Linked DNA regions of Homo sapiens: region 2 is linked to region 1. A link is a loop called in an ENCODE intact Hi-C map of the cell type or tissue named here. Cell type or tissue: GM12878. All regions are shown on one strand. Each heading gives the region's core, and the rest is flanking DNA. Links, peaks and the distances in the headings are about the cores only.

Region 1 (8,338 bases), core at 46-8,045:
CAATTGATGAATTATTGATATTACATTAAGATATGTGATAAATAATACACATTTATTTCTAGACTTTGTGGTCACCCTCTATAATGAATATTTTTCCAAGTATAATAAACACATTGTTCAAACTGTTCTTAAATCCAATTATAGTTCTTCAAGACATGTATTTATTTTCTGCTACTACTTTTGCAAATGTCACAGGTGTAATATGTGTTTTTTAAAATTAAAGTGAGCATTTTGATACACATTTAAACTAAGGCTTATTTTTTCCTGAATACTAAAGTAACACATGCCTATTGTGAGGAAATTAAAAAATATAAGAATGTACGAAGAAGGGGGACTGTCTTGTATAGTGAATTACCAAGTAATAATCATCACTTGTGTAAGTATAGTTACAGTATTTTTCTATGGGTATATTTTTTCATATTTAGGATTATATTTTTATAAAATGTATACACTTTTTCTTGATAATATGTCATAAATATGTTTCCTTATAATTAAAATACTTTGCAGGTATACTTTTAAATTCTTACATAGTTGTACACAATATAGGATATGTATATTTCATAATCAATTTAAATATTCCTCTATTTTTGAACATCTAGGTTGGTTCGGACATTTTACTCTTATAAAGAACATAGCAATAATGATCTTTGTATGTAAAACTTTCCTGGTCTAAAGCATGTACATATTTTTAAGGCTCCAAGTAAAAAATGCCAATGCATTTTTTTTTTAGCAAGATGGGACTAATTTATAATTCTACTAATTCTAATACTGAGAGTACTAACATAATACTACTAATACTAATGCCAAGAATAAATGATATTTATATTAAAAATAATATATTTATAAAATAGTGTCAATTTATTAAAAGAAAGATAACACCTTGTCAGTTTAATTGATAGGTTGAACACTTTTTTCTTAAATGTACTTGCTACTTATATTTCCTTACCTGTGAATTTCTTGCTCATGTCTTTTGTATAATGATATTTTGGTGGTCATTTATCAATTTAAATTAAGAATGCAACCCTTTGCAATATTCATCATAAATATTTACTCAGTTTTATATGTTTCTTAATTTTTGAATGACACTTTTTAGATACATATATTTTACATTTTTAGGAAAGCAAATACAGTGATTATTTTCCTTTCTGATACCTTCCAATGCTTTCAAGTTTAGAGAGTCCTCCTGATCGAGAGATCAGATCTTCGTCTTTTAAAAAATTAAGTTAAATTAGAATTTACACAGAACTGTTCACTCTCCCATAACTTAATTTGGAATGTGTTTTTAAATAAGATTTGGAAACTTAAATAAAGTCTTTGAGCTTAAGTAAAAAATAATATGTAATGATAAATTTCTGATAGCGCTTGATGATTCTGATCAAATGATCAAATTCATCTAGCCAAATTTGCATTGTCTATTTTAGACTTTAAGGACCAAATTATGTCCATATTCTATAGATCTTTAGAAGTAGAATGAGTTTTGAAGAAAAGTAACTGCGAGGGCAGTTATTAGGTGCTCTGTCTGAGTCCCGTTTCTAAGCTTGTTTGCAGCTATTGCACTTGATTTTAGAGTGAAGCTCTGTAGTTATTATTGGGCAAGCTGAACTAACGCAGTGGTGAGTCAATGGTCACTGTTCTTGCAGACATGAAATGAAGCTTAATTTTCTGAAGAAGCCACTGTCACTGATGTGAAATGGCATTCTAGTGACATTTTCTTCTCAGAAGTTAGTGCTGCTGCCTGTGTTCTGAAATTTAATCTGAGGCCCAGTGGGCAAGTGCTCCGACAGGAGTTAAGAATAATGAGTCATCCCAAGTGCCAACATCTGTTTCAAGTTGGAAATTGATGCACTGTTATTTAAAAACAGGGCTTCTGGCTTTTCACAAATGAACAATTAGCATCTCACTGCTTTAAGAATTTGAAAAATGTTTTTATTTTGCCATCTTATAACTGACTATATAGTGGTGAAATTCTCAAAATTATTTTGAATTTGTGGGAAGAACATTAACGTTATTTGCTTTCTGAATCATTTTTCCCTGGAAATTGAAATTAATTTAAAGGAAATTGTATAGGTCCAGGCACATTTTCAATGAGTGTCACTGAAGATGACAGTTTTATGTGACTAAATTTATGACTCTATGACTCAGACCAGGAGTTGTTTCTTTGGTTGGTAAGGCTAAGTCCCAACCTCAGACCCTCTGGGGCCGAGGTTATAGAATGACTATTGTACAGATGGAACAAGAGTGGGAAATAGTCCCAGGCAGGGAATGGCATCTCCATTTCATGATGAACTTCCTGTCACATTTTATTTCCCAGGTAAGTGGCAGTAATCATAACACTTTAATGAAGAAAATAAACCTTAGGCATGGAAAGATTCCAAATATTTGTATAAAAAGTGAAATGTCTACTTAATTACCCAACCACTTTTAAATAGTCAGGTTTGAGGTATTATGCAGATGAAATGTTTGAATTAATCTCTTTGTTTTTATGTGCCTGTAGTCTTAACATGGCAGATTAATAAATATTTTTATTGATTCTATTCTTGATTGACAACTTATTATTTTCATAAATATGGATTAACTGTGAGAAAACCGAACTACTGATAACTTCAGATAATGAGTTCTGTTTATTATCTTCAGCACTCCCTATCACTCACTTTACCTATTCCACTGTAAATATCTTAAGAATATTCTCAGGGGCCGGTCACGGTGGCTCACACCTGAAATCCCAGCACTTTGGGAGGCCAAGGCAGGTGAATTGCTTGAGCCCAGGAGTTTGAGACAAGCCTGGGCAACATAGTGAAAACCCACCTCTGTGAAAAATACAAAAATTAACAGAGTGTGGTGGTGCACACCTGTAGTCCCAGCTACTTGGCAGGCTGACTTGGGAGGATTGCTTGAGCCTGGGAGGTGGAGGTTGCAGTAAGCTGAGTGACAGAGCAAGACCCCATATCAAAAAAAAAAAAAAAAAAAAAAAAAAAGAATATTCTTAGAAATCTAGTTTGTAGAGAGAAAAATTCTAAAGCTCCAAAATAATTATCAACTTCGCTATCTAACTTCAATTACTGTAAAATCTATTTTATTAATTACTGGTTAAATTTGCTCTAAATTATTCTAAACAAAGGATTTCAATACTAGCAGCTGTGAATTAAGCTTCAGGATCTAGAATTCATTTCAAGATGTGTATATGCTTGTTTGTGCACATTGTACCTTTTTCCTTTCACTCATTTACAGGTATTAAATTCCCTAAGGATGTTCCAGAGAAGTTTCCATTATTCTTTCAGCAGTTAGAGAACTGCTTCCAGCTGAGCACCAGCTTATCCCACCAGCAGGAAAAAGTTTGTTCTTCCTATTATTCTAGCCGTTCACTCATCAATCTTGCTTTAGCAACTTGTTGGGCATGAAAAATTGGTTAGATGAAAGTATTCTCTTGCTTTTGGTATATTTGTTGTCTTACAGGCAGCAATAACAATGACAACAATAAACAGAAAACTAGAGAATTTTGAATATATGCTCTCTCAGGAAAAGTCTGAAAGAAAAAACAGTTATTTTTGGTGTGTTTTAAGAAGCAGCAGCGAGTGTTAACCTTAATAACAAGCAGAGAGACGCTCTATAAAAGAAAATATTTATTTTCTTGAAATAGGGCATTGCAAAGGGAATATGTGTGCCACAGTAAACTATGTGCGTATTCAGGAAGGTAAAAGAAGACCAGGATTTTTAAAAGAAAAATGATAAAGTTTACATAATTGTTTTAAGGTAATTATCCTTGGCTAAAAAAGTCAATAACCTTGCTGGTCTGAGGTTGGACAGGTAGTTGCTGGGCAGATGTCCTTGCAGAAGTATATTTTTGTGTAAAGTTGCCATGGCCTTTGTGCAAAGTTGTGGTTTTGCAGCGTCTTTTGTGATAGTTCTTGCTATTAGTCATTTATGCATGAGAACCCTTCCTTCGTGGACTTTCCCAGCTCTATTTGCCAGAATTTTAAACACAATTTACTCCATTTTGACTCTGACAATGTTCACAGGAGTGTGGGCATTGAAGCAGACTAATACTCTAATTTTTCTAGGTTCAAGATTGAATTTAAATTGACTTAAAATATAAAAATGAAATTATCATTTTTGGGGGATCTGTACAAAAATGCTATTTGTTTCTTTCAAAGGATACTTGGAAAATAAATCTGAAAGTCAACATTTATAGATTTTTCTATAGCTAGTGGAATTATCTGTTTGCAATCCAAACATCTCTGGGGAATTAAAGAAATTAAGGAAACAACCCCATTTACAATGGCTATAGAAAGGACTCAGGAAATGACTTAGCCAAGGAGGTGGAAGACTTGTACATTGAAATTTAGAAAACAATGATGAAAGAAGTTAAAGCAGACACAAATAAATGTAAAGATATCCCATGTTCATGGATTGGAAGAATTAATGTTAAAATGTCTGCACTACTCAAAGTGATTTATAGATTCAATGCAATCTCTATTAAAATCCCAATGGCATTTTTCAAACAAATAGGAAAACAATCCTAAAATTCATATGGAACACATGACCCTAAATAGAGGGATTTCCAGCAAGAAGGGCAAAGTTGGACGTATTGTACTTCCTGACTTCAAAATATATCCCAACACTATAGTAATCAAAACAATATGGTACTGGCATAAAAAAAAAACCAGACAAATAGATCAATTGGAACAGAATAGGAAACTCAGAAATAAAATCAAGCATATAACATCAACTGATTTTCAACAAGGGTGCCAAAAATACACAATAAGGAAAGGATAGTCCCTTCAATAATTACTGTTGGAAAAACTGGATAAACACATGCAAAAGAATGAAATTGGACTTACAGCATGCACAAAACTCATGTTGGATTAAATGGATTAAAGACTTAAACATAAGACCTGAAACTGCAAAGCTATTAAAAGAAAACATAAGAGAAAATCTCCATGACATTGGTCTTGGCAATGGTTTCTTGAATATGACACTAAAAACAGACAAGGAGGACTACATCAAACTAAAAACCTTCTTCACAACAAAGGAAATATGGAAAATGGAAAGGCAACCTACAGAATGGGATAAAATATTTGCAATCATATATCTGAAAAAGGATTAATATCCAAATATATAAGAAAGTCGAACTCAATAGCAAAGATAAAAGTAATCCAATTAAAAATGGGCAAAAGATCTGAATAGGCATTTCTCCGGAGGAGAAATGACCAGCAGGTATAGGAAAAAATGCTTAACACTACTGATCAGGAAAATGTAAATCAAAACCACAGTGAGATATCACCACACATATGTTATGACTGCTATTATAAACAACAACCCCCCCCCCCAAAAAAAAAACCCAAAAGATAACAAGTGTTAGTGACTATGTGGTAAAAAGGGAAATCCTTATATACTATTGGCGGGAATATATATTGGTGCAACCATTACAGAAACAGTATGGAGATTCCCTGGGGAAAAAAAAACTGCCATGTAGCAATCTCACTTCTGGGAATATACTCAAAGGAATTGAAATCAGATTCTCAAAGAGATAATTGCATTCCCATGTTCATGGCAGCATTATTCCCAGTAGCAAGATATAGAAACAACCTTAATGTCCAAGCAGACACATGAATAAAGAAAATGTGATATTTACATAAAATGACATATTTTTTAGTCTTAAGAAAATCTTGCTATCTGCAACAACATGGATGAACCTAGAGGACATTATACTAAGTGAAATAAGCCAGGCACAGAAGGACAAATGCTACATGATATCACTTATATGAGGAATCTAAAATAGTCAAACTCATAGAACAGAGAGTAGAATGGTGGTTTCCAGAGGTCATGGAGAGAGGGAAATGGGGAGATTTTAGTCATAGGGCACAAAGTTTCAGCTATGCAAGATGAGTAAGTCCTAGAGATATACTGAATAGTATAATGCCTATAGTTAAGAATACTTTATTGTACATGTAAAAATTTTCTAGGAGAGTAGATTCTACATTAAATGTTCTTATAAAAATATATACAGACAGACATATATACATGCATACAAACTTTTGGAGATGATGGCTATGTTCACAGCATAGATTGTGATGACAGTTTCATAGCTGTATGTTATCTCTAAACCCATCAGGTTTATTCATTAAACATGTACAACTTTTTGTGTATCAACCATACTTTAATAAAGTGGTTTAAAAACTACAACAGCTGGTTTTCATTTATTATATATTTGTGTTTAGCAAAGTAATAATAAATTTGTGTCAAACACAAATATATAATGAATGAAAGCCAGCTAAATTGTAGTAATGTAAGAAAAAGTTAAGGGAAAATACTAGAATTCTATAGTCCTTTCTATGAAACCTTTGGAGCAGATGCATTCAGATATTGGAAAGACACTGTGGTGCATATACTGTGTACTATGTTCCACCCTTAGTAGTTTCTACAGCAATGTTCTTTATCACTTTACTGTTTCTGCAGCAAAACCTGTAAGCATTCATGCTAAATGAAATAAAATAAAGTTATAAATAGTATACATTAGTTCAGGTTAAGTTTTACCACCCAAAGATTGGAGATAAAAAACAACAATCTTACAGATCTCTCAGAGCTTTGGATTTAAGAATTCTCAACATGGTGTTATAAATGGTATAAGACAACATATATGCACAGCTTGGTTGATGATGCTTGTACTAACAGGATCAATGACAGAAAATGTATACACCAGCAAGTGAAAATTATATTAGCTCTCTCTTACAGTGTGTCTCTAACTTTCTATTAGTTGTTTCTCATACGTTCCATCTAACCCTCAAAGCAGCTTTGCACATTTGGAATAATTTATCTCATTTTGTAAATAAGGAGGCCGAGGATCAGAGAAGTCAAGTAATTTGCTCAAGGTCAGATAAATCAGACAGATTCAAAGACAAGTTTTTCAAATTTCAGAAGCCTTTGCTCTTTCTATAGCATAATAATAAGCTAGTGAAAGAAGGCATATTCCCTGAATCAGCTGAGAAACAGGATCCTAAAACAGGTTTTCAGATGCTTGCTACCAGGCTAGATATTTTTCTGTCTGTTAAAAATCTCATGAACGACTATTTCTTTATGGTAGATATTAACAGAATAATCTCAACCTATATACAAAGAAATAAAGTCATTACGTGGCTCTAACATAGGTATTCAAACAAGTGAAAGATGTTCAAGCCATACCATCTCAGAAGGACGAGTTTAAGCATCTTAAAGGCATCGGGTATCTCTAAGCACTAGCAGAAGTTCAGATAATGATACTCAAATTACTTGCCAGAAAAACTGATAACTAATTAATAGGTGATTTTAATGGCTTTAAGCAATGATTTATTTTAAAGTATTTAGTCCTCTATTAATAAAAATAAAATTATTTAATGCAAATGTTTGCAGCTTAATAGCTCCTATAACTCTAGTCTTGTTTTCTGTTTTTCCATGGGATTAAGCACATGACTCATCTATTTTGGCACTTAGTTCTAAGTTGTATACTTCTCTATTTTATGAGAATGTAATTTGTCTTCTTGGTTAGATTGCAATCTTTCAGAGGCTAAGAATTTCATGATGTGCTCTCTTTAAATTCCAGTGACCCTAGGCTGGGCGTGTGGTCTGTATTTAATATGTAAAAATAATTAAATCTGATCCAGCCATTTTGGTAAAGATCACGTTTTTAAACATTAGGTAAACAGTAGGGTTTCTTCTTTTTACAAATGTGTTCTTGAATGACTCAGATTTTGAAATGAAATCTCAACCTCACACCCTGGCATACATATCAAAGAGTTCTGGTTGCTTGGTGTTGCTTTAAAGCTGAGTTTGATCATATCAAGAACAATTTATGAAGCCTTCTTCTTATCACCTTTCTGACAAGTACAATAGTTATGCTTTGAATTTACTTTATTAAATGCTTATGAAGATTTTCTTTTTAGAGTGCCTCATCTTAAAATAAGAATAAGAAAACCTTAATAATCTTCCATGATCAGAGTATTTTACAAAATGCAGCGCCATTGCATGGAACAGAATTGCTGCCTATGCTAAAACAAATCTTGTGGATATATGAGCATTAACTCTAGCCTGCTGTAGATGAAAAAGTTAAATTTGATGAATCTTTCTCTTGAAGGCTGTTCCAAGCTAACAGGTAAATCTTAATGGAGAATCGGTGACATGAACAGTGAAACAAGTGGTGTTTCAGGCTTCCTAAACAACTGAATTATTTAGATGTTTTCTAATATAAAATTGTTACTGCATTTCTATTTCTGAATCCCCTGCCAGGAATATCGTCATCCTAAAGTATTCTTTGAAAAGAGCTGAATGATTCCCTCCAGGTGTTACAGCCCAAGGCAACTGGAAT
Region 2 (8,338 bases), core at 50-8,049, 300 kb after region 1:
TATTTATGGACTGCCTTCTGTGCACCATTAAAATTACTACAATGTTTAAGAAAGAATTCCTACCCAAAAGGAGCACAGAGAGAAAGCCAGACAGATGAACAGTAAAATAGAATGTGATACAAGAATTCAGTTAGAGAAATGTACAAGGTACAATAGGACAAAAGAAAGGGGGCATGTAATACAACCTGGGACTTCAGAAAAAAGTTACTAAAAAATACGTCACATTGGCTCAGCAATGAGGATGAGCAGAAGTTTGCAAAAAAAAAAAAAAAATGACCAGGCATTTCTAGAGATGGAAACATCCTAGGTAAAGTCATAGGGGCAGGAGATATCAGGGTATATGGCAGGAGACATAATCAGCTCAGTAGTATTTAAGCATACAACATAGGACAAGAGTAGAGAAACATGAGGCTAGAATTAAGGCAGGTGGCTGACATACAAATAGAGTCAGAAAATCCAAACTATAAGCTACTGCAGTAGTCCAGATAAGAGATGCTTAATGCTTAAACTAGGATCGAGATGGCAAGAGTGAAAATAAGGGGATAGATTGGATAAATATTCATCATTTATTCATTCCTCTGACATTCGTTGAGTTTTAAGGACTATGCTCAATATGCCCCTGAGTTTATCAACCAAGTCCCTGCCCACGTGGCAGATGCAGTCATGTAAGGGAGACGCATGGGAGGCAAACTTGAGGATTAAGTGTCTGACAGAATTGAAAAGTAGGCAAGTGAAAGCCAGGCCGGTCAACTTCTAGATTTTTGATGGGCAGCTGCTAGATGTGGCCCATTCTCTAAATCGGTATTACTGTGGGAGGAGAGGATGATGATGAGTTCAGGAACGGGTACATTGAACTCAAAACACTCGAACCATGACATTTAAAGAGTAATTTCAGCATTGAATTGTGCCAAAAATATAAAGAAATACATAAATCATACACAGCGTGATGCTTAATTTTGGTGTCACCTTGACTGGCTTAAGGGATATCCAGATAGCTGGTAAAGTATTATTTCTGGGTGTGTCTGTGAGGATGTTTCCAGAAGAGATGAGCATTTGAGCATCCTATTAAACAATCTTATTTTCTGTGAGGATGTTTCCAGAAGAGATGAACATTTGAATTAGTAGACTGAGTCAAGAAGATGGCCCTCACGAGTGTGGGTGGGCATCATCCAATCTGTCGAGAGCCTGAACAATAAGACAGAGGGAAGGTGAATTCTCTCTCTTCAGGAGCTGGGACACCACCATCTCCTGCCCTTGGACATCAGACCTCCAGGTTCTCCAGCCTTCAGACTCTGGAGTTTGCAGCAGGAACAGCTCACGAGGTTCGCAGGTCTTTTGTCCTCACACAGCTTCCTTAGCTCTCCTTGCAGACACCATATCAAGGGACTCTTGGCCTCCATAATCATATGAGTCAATTTCCATAATAAATCCCTTCTTACATATCTCTCTATATATAAGTTCTTTTTCTCTGGAGAACCCTGACTAACATACTACATATACATAAATACATAAAACTACAATGAGATTTCTGCTAAAGGAAAAACCTGCTCGATAGAGCTCTTGTTTATGAATGGATGGATATAGTTCTTCAGAGCTGAATTGTACGTGCAGTATTTCATTTAAGGCTCCACTGATATTTATGGCAGTAAAAAGATGTTCAATTTAAAATGACAAACTTATAATTTAAAGCAATAAAAAGATACACAAGAACCCCTGGCTCCTTGGCAAGATTGGACTGCAGCCTCACAGTGTGAGGCACCGGGAAAGAATTTGTTCTTGTGTGTAGGCTGAACCCAGACCAGTAGGCGATTGCATCTGGGCAAGATCTGTGAATGAGTTAACATTTTTCTATTCCAAAAAAAAAAAAATGTTCTCCAAAAAGTAGTTTTTGTTATTTTACTTTCAGCTGTTTTCAAGGATAATGTTCAGATTTTTTGAATTCAGGAATTCACTTGAGGTATTTAACAGATCTTTCGGCTTCTTCCCAGCCTAATTTTCCTAATAAGCAGCATTTTAACCTACTTTCTTTAAGAAAAGAGAAATAACTTCAAGGGGAAAGAAAGTAGAGTAAGCTGATACAAACACTCCAGAAAGTGCTTCACAATTTGAAAAGTGTCTAAGAATGAAACTTTATATTTTGATGGTAAAAAAAGCTAGTTCCAAAAATAATTATGCCTTAATATTACACAAATTCATTCAACCATATGAAAAATATAGACTGTCAAGAATATTCTTCACAAACATTTCTTAACAGCAAAATCAATCACAGTTAACATACTCATCATATGTATGGCTTTTGCCAAATTCGAGCAGCAATCTGTTTAAAAGGAGAAAAAAGCACTAAATATGAGTCCTCGTTTCTAATCTGAAAATAAGAGGGTTGACCTAATGATCTCGAAGGTAACTGCTAATTTAAAAAGCCTGCTATCCTAGATCAGTATTTTGAGATTAAACTAATCTTTCCAAACTAAACTTTCTAAACTTTGTAAATTATTAACAGTAATTTGCTCTATGTAAAATGTTAAGACATTTTGAAGGTTTATTTAAATTTAAAGTGTTCTATTTTGAATCATGCAAGATTGATATGTTATAAAAAAAAAGTTCCAAGATGTTAAATGCCAGAGTGTATTTATTCATTCATCCCTTGTGCATCCCATGCACACCATCATATTGAGCCATTTATTTATTCATTCATTGGTTTAAATATTTATTGAGCATATGCTGCATAGCCAGCACTTAAAAGACACTAATGAAAGGGAACCAGAAGACACATTTTCTGCCCTTTTCCCTTAGAACCTGATTGGATGGGAAATTCTTTTTTTTTTTTTTTTTTTTTTTGAGACAGAGTCTACCTCTGTGACCCAGGCTGCAGTATAGTGTCACGATCTCAGCTCACTGCAACCTCCGCCTCCCGGGTTCAAACAATTCTTCTGCCTCAGCCTCCTGAGTAGCTGGGATTACAGGCACATGCCACCACGCCCAGATAAGTTTTGTATTTTAAGTAGAGATGGTGTTTCACCATGTTGGCCAGGCTGGTCTTGAACTCCTGGCCTCAAGTGATCCGCCTGCCTTGGCCTCCCAAAGTGCTAGGATTACAGGTGTGAGCCACCATGCCTGGCCTGGACAGGAAATTCCTGAATGGTGCTTAACATGTACAGCAATAGTCTAAGCACTCATCATACAAAAAAAAAAAAAATTGGAAATTTTACCTTGCAAAATATTAGTGTGTCTTTGTCCATAATTTCAGGGAAATACAAGTGAAAGAGTGAATTAAGATACTTGAATGATGTGACTTGTCAGGGATTTGCTGCCAAGAGCATCTCACAGGGAAGCCAGGAGTGTGGATGGGTAAAGAGGAAGTAGGGATCTGGGAACTGAAAACCCCAACATAGAGGCTTCAGGGAGCCTGGTTTTTGCAAGGTCTGGGAAAGAGGTATCCGTTGTCCTGTTCTCTCACTTGTCTCTATTTTATATCTGTCTAACATTCACCTATCAGAAGAATCACTTAAAAACATTATATTTATTATGAACAGCAGACATTATTTGCTGTTTTGACTTTTTATAAAATGCTCCATGGTAACTGCTTGTAAAACGGTTTTATTTTATATGTCAATGGCCTTTGCATGATAGTCCTTGTCTGACTTTCCATCTATTATTCCATGAACATTTTCTATTGTCAACTTTTAAATGCTAGGAAAAAAACAAACTAGTGGCTTGAGAGTCAAGCCTATTCCATTTTCTGTTAACCAGCAAATCACTCCCATACTGCCACCTAGTGGGCCATAGCAGCAGCTTCCACGATTGACAGAAATTGTTAATTCAAGTAAACTCAAATTTAGGATTCTTCAAAATTTCTGCTTTTGCATTAGTTGCTTGGAATACTCAAATCATCTTAACATAAAAATGATATCATGAATGGTTGTTAGGTTTCCACCTTGCTCATAAAACCATTGATCCCACATAAAACCATTGAACCATTTGCTTTGGTTTGGTTTGGTTTTTTGAGACAGTCTCACTCACTCTGTCGCCCAGGCTGGGGTGCAGTGGTGCAATCTCGGCTCACTGCAACTTCTGCCTCCCGAGTTCAAGTGATTCTCCTGCCTCAGCCTCCGAGTAGCTGGAATTACAGGCGTGTGTCACCATGCCCGGCTACTACAATGTACTTTGAATGAACACTGTCTATGTATGCAGACCTATCTGTAGTCACAGCTCCGTGGAGATGTCTCGTGTCATCTCACTTGTACCTTCTGCTCTTACTCGTCCTACAATCTATGAGAAAATGCCTGATTCCCAGCCTTCCACTCCAGCCTTGATGCCTCGACCTGTACTCTGGCTTGGGCAGAAAAAGAACTTCCTTGGGGTCCATCTCTCTCTCTCTCAGCCTGCTGCTGGTTCCTGAAGCTGTGGCTCAACCAAGAACCAGATTCCGCCTCTGTCCCTGTCCCAATTCTGGACTAGCCTCCATTCCACCCTTGCCTGGCCCCTTTGGATGCCTCGCTCCAGCCTTGCCTCTCTGATGGCTCAGTTAAACCCTCACTAATGAGTTCCCATAGTGATTTTCACCCTGTGGCTGGATCAGGCCCTCACAGCTCCTCTTGACCAGAGAGGTAGTTGTCTTCTCTGCTTATTCCTCCTTTCCAAATATTTTTAAGTGTATGATGAATTAGTAGTGTGTTTGCCTGATCCTAGGGAAAAAGGGACACAGTAGCTTAAGGAATTTCTCATTCTTCTGGTTTTCTGTGATGGCCTCTGTCCTTGAGTTGAGGTCTGAATATATGTAGAATATATCTAGCTAAAAGGAGCCTGCCTTATAGTCTAGACTTTTTTTTCAAATTTTATATAAAGGTGTCAAATATGTAATGGATATATACGTAGCTTGGCCAGGCAGTGTTTCGGGCCCTAGATATAAGATGCTGTTCTCATCTTATTTTATTGGGGGAATGAGAGACAGACAGCAAGTTAGCACATATATAACATATAATAATACTTTGAATGATGAAAAATGTCTTGAATGAGAAAAAACAAGGTAAGAGGACAATGAGTACTGGGAATTGTATGTGTCAGTGGGGATATTTTACATAGTTTTCTAAGGAACACCTCTGGATTAGTTGTCTATGGCTGCATAAAAAATTATCCAGAGGTTTAGCAGCTTAAAATAACAAACATTTATTACTTCGCCATTTCCATGGGTCAGCAATCCAGGTGCAGATGAACTGGGTGCCTGTGAATCAAGGAGGTCTCTCACAAGTCAGCCATCAGGGTTGGGGCTGCAATCATTTCCAAGCTTAACTGGGAGAGTATCTGCTTCCAAGCTCACTCACATGGCCAGTGACAAGCCCCAGGTGCTCACTGGCTCTCGATCACAGATATCAGTTTCTTGCCTTATAGGTCTGTCCGTAAGGCAATTGACAAGAGTTCTAAGAAAGATAGAATGAGAAAGACTGGTACAGAGCATGAAAGATGTAAGCCAGACTCTTTTTGTAACCTCATTGTGGAGGTGGCATCCTATCACTTCATTGCATTCTATTTGCTACAAGTGAGTCACTAGGTCCAGCCCACACTCACCTAGTAAATACAAGCAGGCAGAGATCATTGGGAGTTATGTTAGACAAAGTGATATTGGATGAGAGGCTAGAATGAAGTAAGGAGCAAACTCTCTGGGGAAGCATTACCCATGTCAAGGGATCAGCAAATATGTAAACCTTGAGACAGGCACATTCTTGATGTGTTCAAAGAACAGCAAGATTTGCTTGTCTGGAGCCCAGGAAGCAAAGGAGAGAAGCACAGAAGATGAAGTCAGATATACCTGGAAGGTAGACATGGACCTGCTGTGTATCACTATAGATCAGTGTGTAATTTTAAGAATTTTATATAAATGGAATTAGACATTTATATAAATAATAATCAGCATAATTGTTTTGAGATTTATCCATGTTCTTGAGTATATCAATAATCCATTCCTCTTTATGTCATTGATTGTAACACTGTTAATCTATTCACCTGTTGATGGGCATTTAGGTTGTTTTTAGTTTGGGGCCGTTACAAACAAAGTTGCTATAAACATTCATGTGCAAATCTTTTTATTTATCTTGGATAGTTACATGAGCACGCAATACCTGAGTCATACAGCAGCTATATGTATCTTTTTTAAAACTGCCAAGCTGTTTTCCAAAGTGGCAGGACCATTTTCCATTCCCACCATTCAATGTGTGAGAATTCCAGTTGCTCCACATTCTCCCCCAACATTTGATTTTTAATTTTAGCCATTCTAATACGTGCATAGTGACATTCTTTTGTGGCTTTAGTTTTCCTTTCCTCAATGATTAGTGCTATTTAACATTTTTTCATCTACCTACTTGCTATTCATTTATCTTCTTTGATGAAGCTTCTGTTCAGATTTCCCCCATTTCTTTTTTTGAAGAGGAAAGAGTTGTTTGAGTTTTGAGAATTCTCTGTATATTCTGGATCTGAGTCTTTTATTAGATATGCGTTTGATATTTATTTCCCATTTTTTCCATTTGTTCTTTATTGCCTTTTTCCTTTTACTGCCTTCTTTTGGATGGATTGAATAGTTTGTATTATTCCATTTTCATATTCTCCACAATTTTTTAATGTGTTGGGGGACGTGTGTGTGTGCATGTGTGTGTGTGTTTATTTTTTTCTCTTTGCAATTCATTTTGGAAACTTTTTATTGATCTGCTTCAAGTTTACTGATTCTTTTCTTAGCCATGTCAGGTCTACAATTATTTCTAATTTTCCCCTTCTGGGTATTTTTTGTTTATTTGTTTTGCTGCTGCTTTCATGCATTTTACTTCTACATGTTAAACTTACACATTAAAACCCCACAATATTTGGTTTTTAATTCTGCCTCAAGCCATTGATTATATTTTAAAGATATTTAATAAGAAAATTCTCTATATTTTTCTACATGCCATTTCTTAATTCTCTTCATTATTTTGTATAGGACCAAATTTCCATCTAGCATCATTTGCCTTATGCTTGAAAGACTTCTTTCAACATTTTTTGTAGGGCAGGGTCTGCTGGTGATTAATTCCTTTAACTAATATGTACCTTCATTTTTGCAAGATGTTTTCCCTGGATAAAAAATTACAGGCTGAAAGTTTTGTTTTTGTTTTTTCAGTATTTACTGATGTTGCTCCACTGTTGTCTAGTTTGCATTGTTTTCATCAAGAACTCTGCTCTCCTCCTTGTCTTTTTTCCTTTGTATCTAATGTGTCTTTCGCTTCGGGCTTTTAAATTTTTCTTTTTTTAACTGGTTTTAAGCAATTTCATTATAACGTGTCTTTGCATACTTTTCTTCATGTTTCCTATGCTTGGAGTTCTTTAAGATTCTTAGACCTGAGGTTTATAATTTTCATCACATTTGGAAATGTTTTTAGTAATTATTTCTTTCAAATGTTTTTCTGTCCCTCTCTCTCTTCTCCTGTGGGGGTTCCAAATTCTCCTGTATTAGTTTGCTTGAAGTTGCCTCACAACCCACTGATGCTTTATTGATTCGTTCAGGATTTTTTCCTTCTTGGATAGTTTCATTTGGGATAATTTCTATTACCATGTCTTCAAGTTCACTCATCATTTTTTCTGCAATACCTAATCTGTCATTGATCCAGTCTGTCTTTTTATCTCACACATTATAATTTTAACCTTAAGAAATTCGATTTTTGTATCTTCATATCTATAACTAACAGTTCAATCTTTTCTCTAGCTCCATAAATATATGGAATATCTATGTTCTGTTTTAATAACAGAACTAACAACCTTATCAATAAGCTTAATGTCTTCAATAACTGATTATCCATGTAATTTCTGGGCTAATTTCAACTAATTATTCTTTACCAGCTTGTGGGCCCTGTTTTCCTGTGTCTTTCCATGCCTATTAATATTTTATTAGATGGGCTGGGCACAGTGGCTCATGCCTGTAATCCCAGCACTTTGGGAGGACAAGGTGAGCAGATCACTTGAGGTCAGGTGTTCAAGACCAGCCTAGCCAACATAGTGAAACCCCATCACTACTAAAAATACAAAAATTAGCTGAGCATGGTGGCGTGTGCCTGTAATCCCAGCTACTCAGGAGGCTGAGGCACAAGAATCACTTGAACTCAGGAGGTAGAGGTTGCAGTGAGCCGAGATCTCACCACTGCACACCAGCCTGGGCGACAGAGTGAGACTTTGTCTCAAAATAAAAAATTAAAAAAAAAATTTTTTTATTAGATGTCAAACATTGTAAAATTTAGCTTCTTGGGTGCTGCATATGTATTTTATTTCTATAAATATTCTTGAGCTTTGTTATGGGAGATAGTTCATTGGAAAGCATATGATC

The links. A loop is a pair of places that touch in the nucleus more often than their neighbours do. Peaks named below come from ENCODE experiments on the same cell type or tissue, not always from the same donor. Only the 100,000 strongest peaks of a DNase experiment are listed, where the experiment ranks them.
Region 2: a loop joins it to region 1, with 2.6 times the contacts of the local background. A loop is called at or near these places in 1 of 110 quality-filtered maps.

The regions. Positions count from the first base shown.
Region 1 is chr6:130,619,841-130,628,178 of GRCh38, reverse strand. No RefSeq gene overlaps it. Among named protein-coding and RNA genes, the nearest start is that of SMLR1, 200 kb to the left of the region's middle. RefSeq lists a silencer at 1,701-1,995. In GM12878, for the core only: no CTCF peak of the experiment used is centred there; DNase peaks (open chromatin) are centred at 2,178 and 3,918.
Region 2 is chr6:130,318,303-130,326,640 of GRCh38, reverse strand. LOC112267974 (a long non-coding RNA gene) reads right to left here. Exons shown (of 3, transcript XR_002956398.2): 3 at 3,139-8,338. It also overlaps a transcript of SAMD3 not described here. Among named protein-coding and RNA genes, the nearest start is that of TMEM200A, 44 kb to the left of the region's middle. In GM12878, for the core only: a CTCF peak has its summit at 3,778 (motif pointing left); a DNase peak (open chromatin) is centred at 3,760.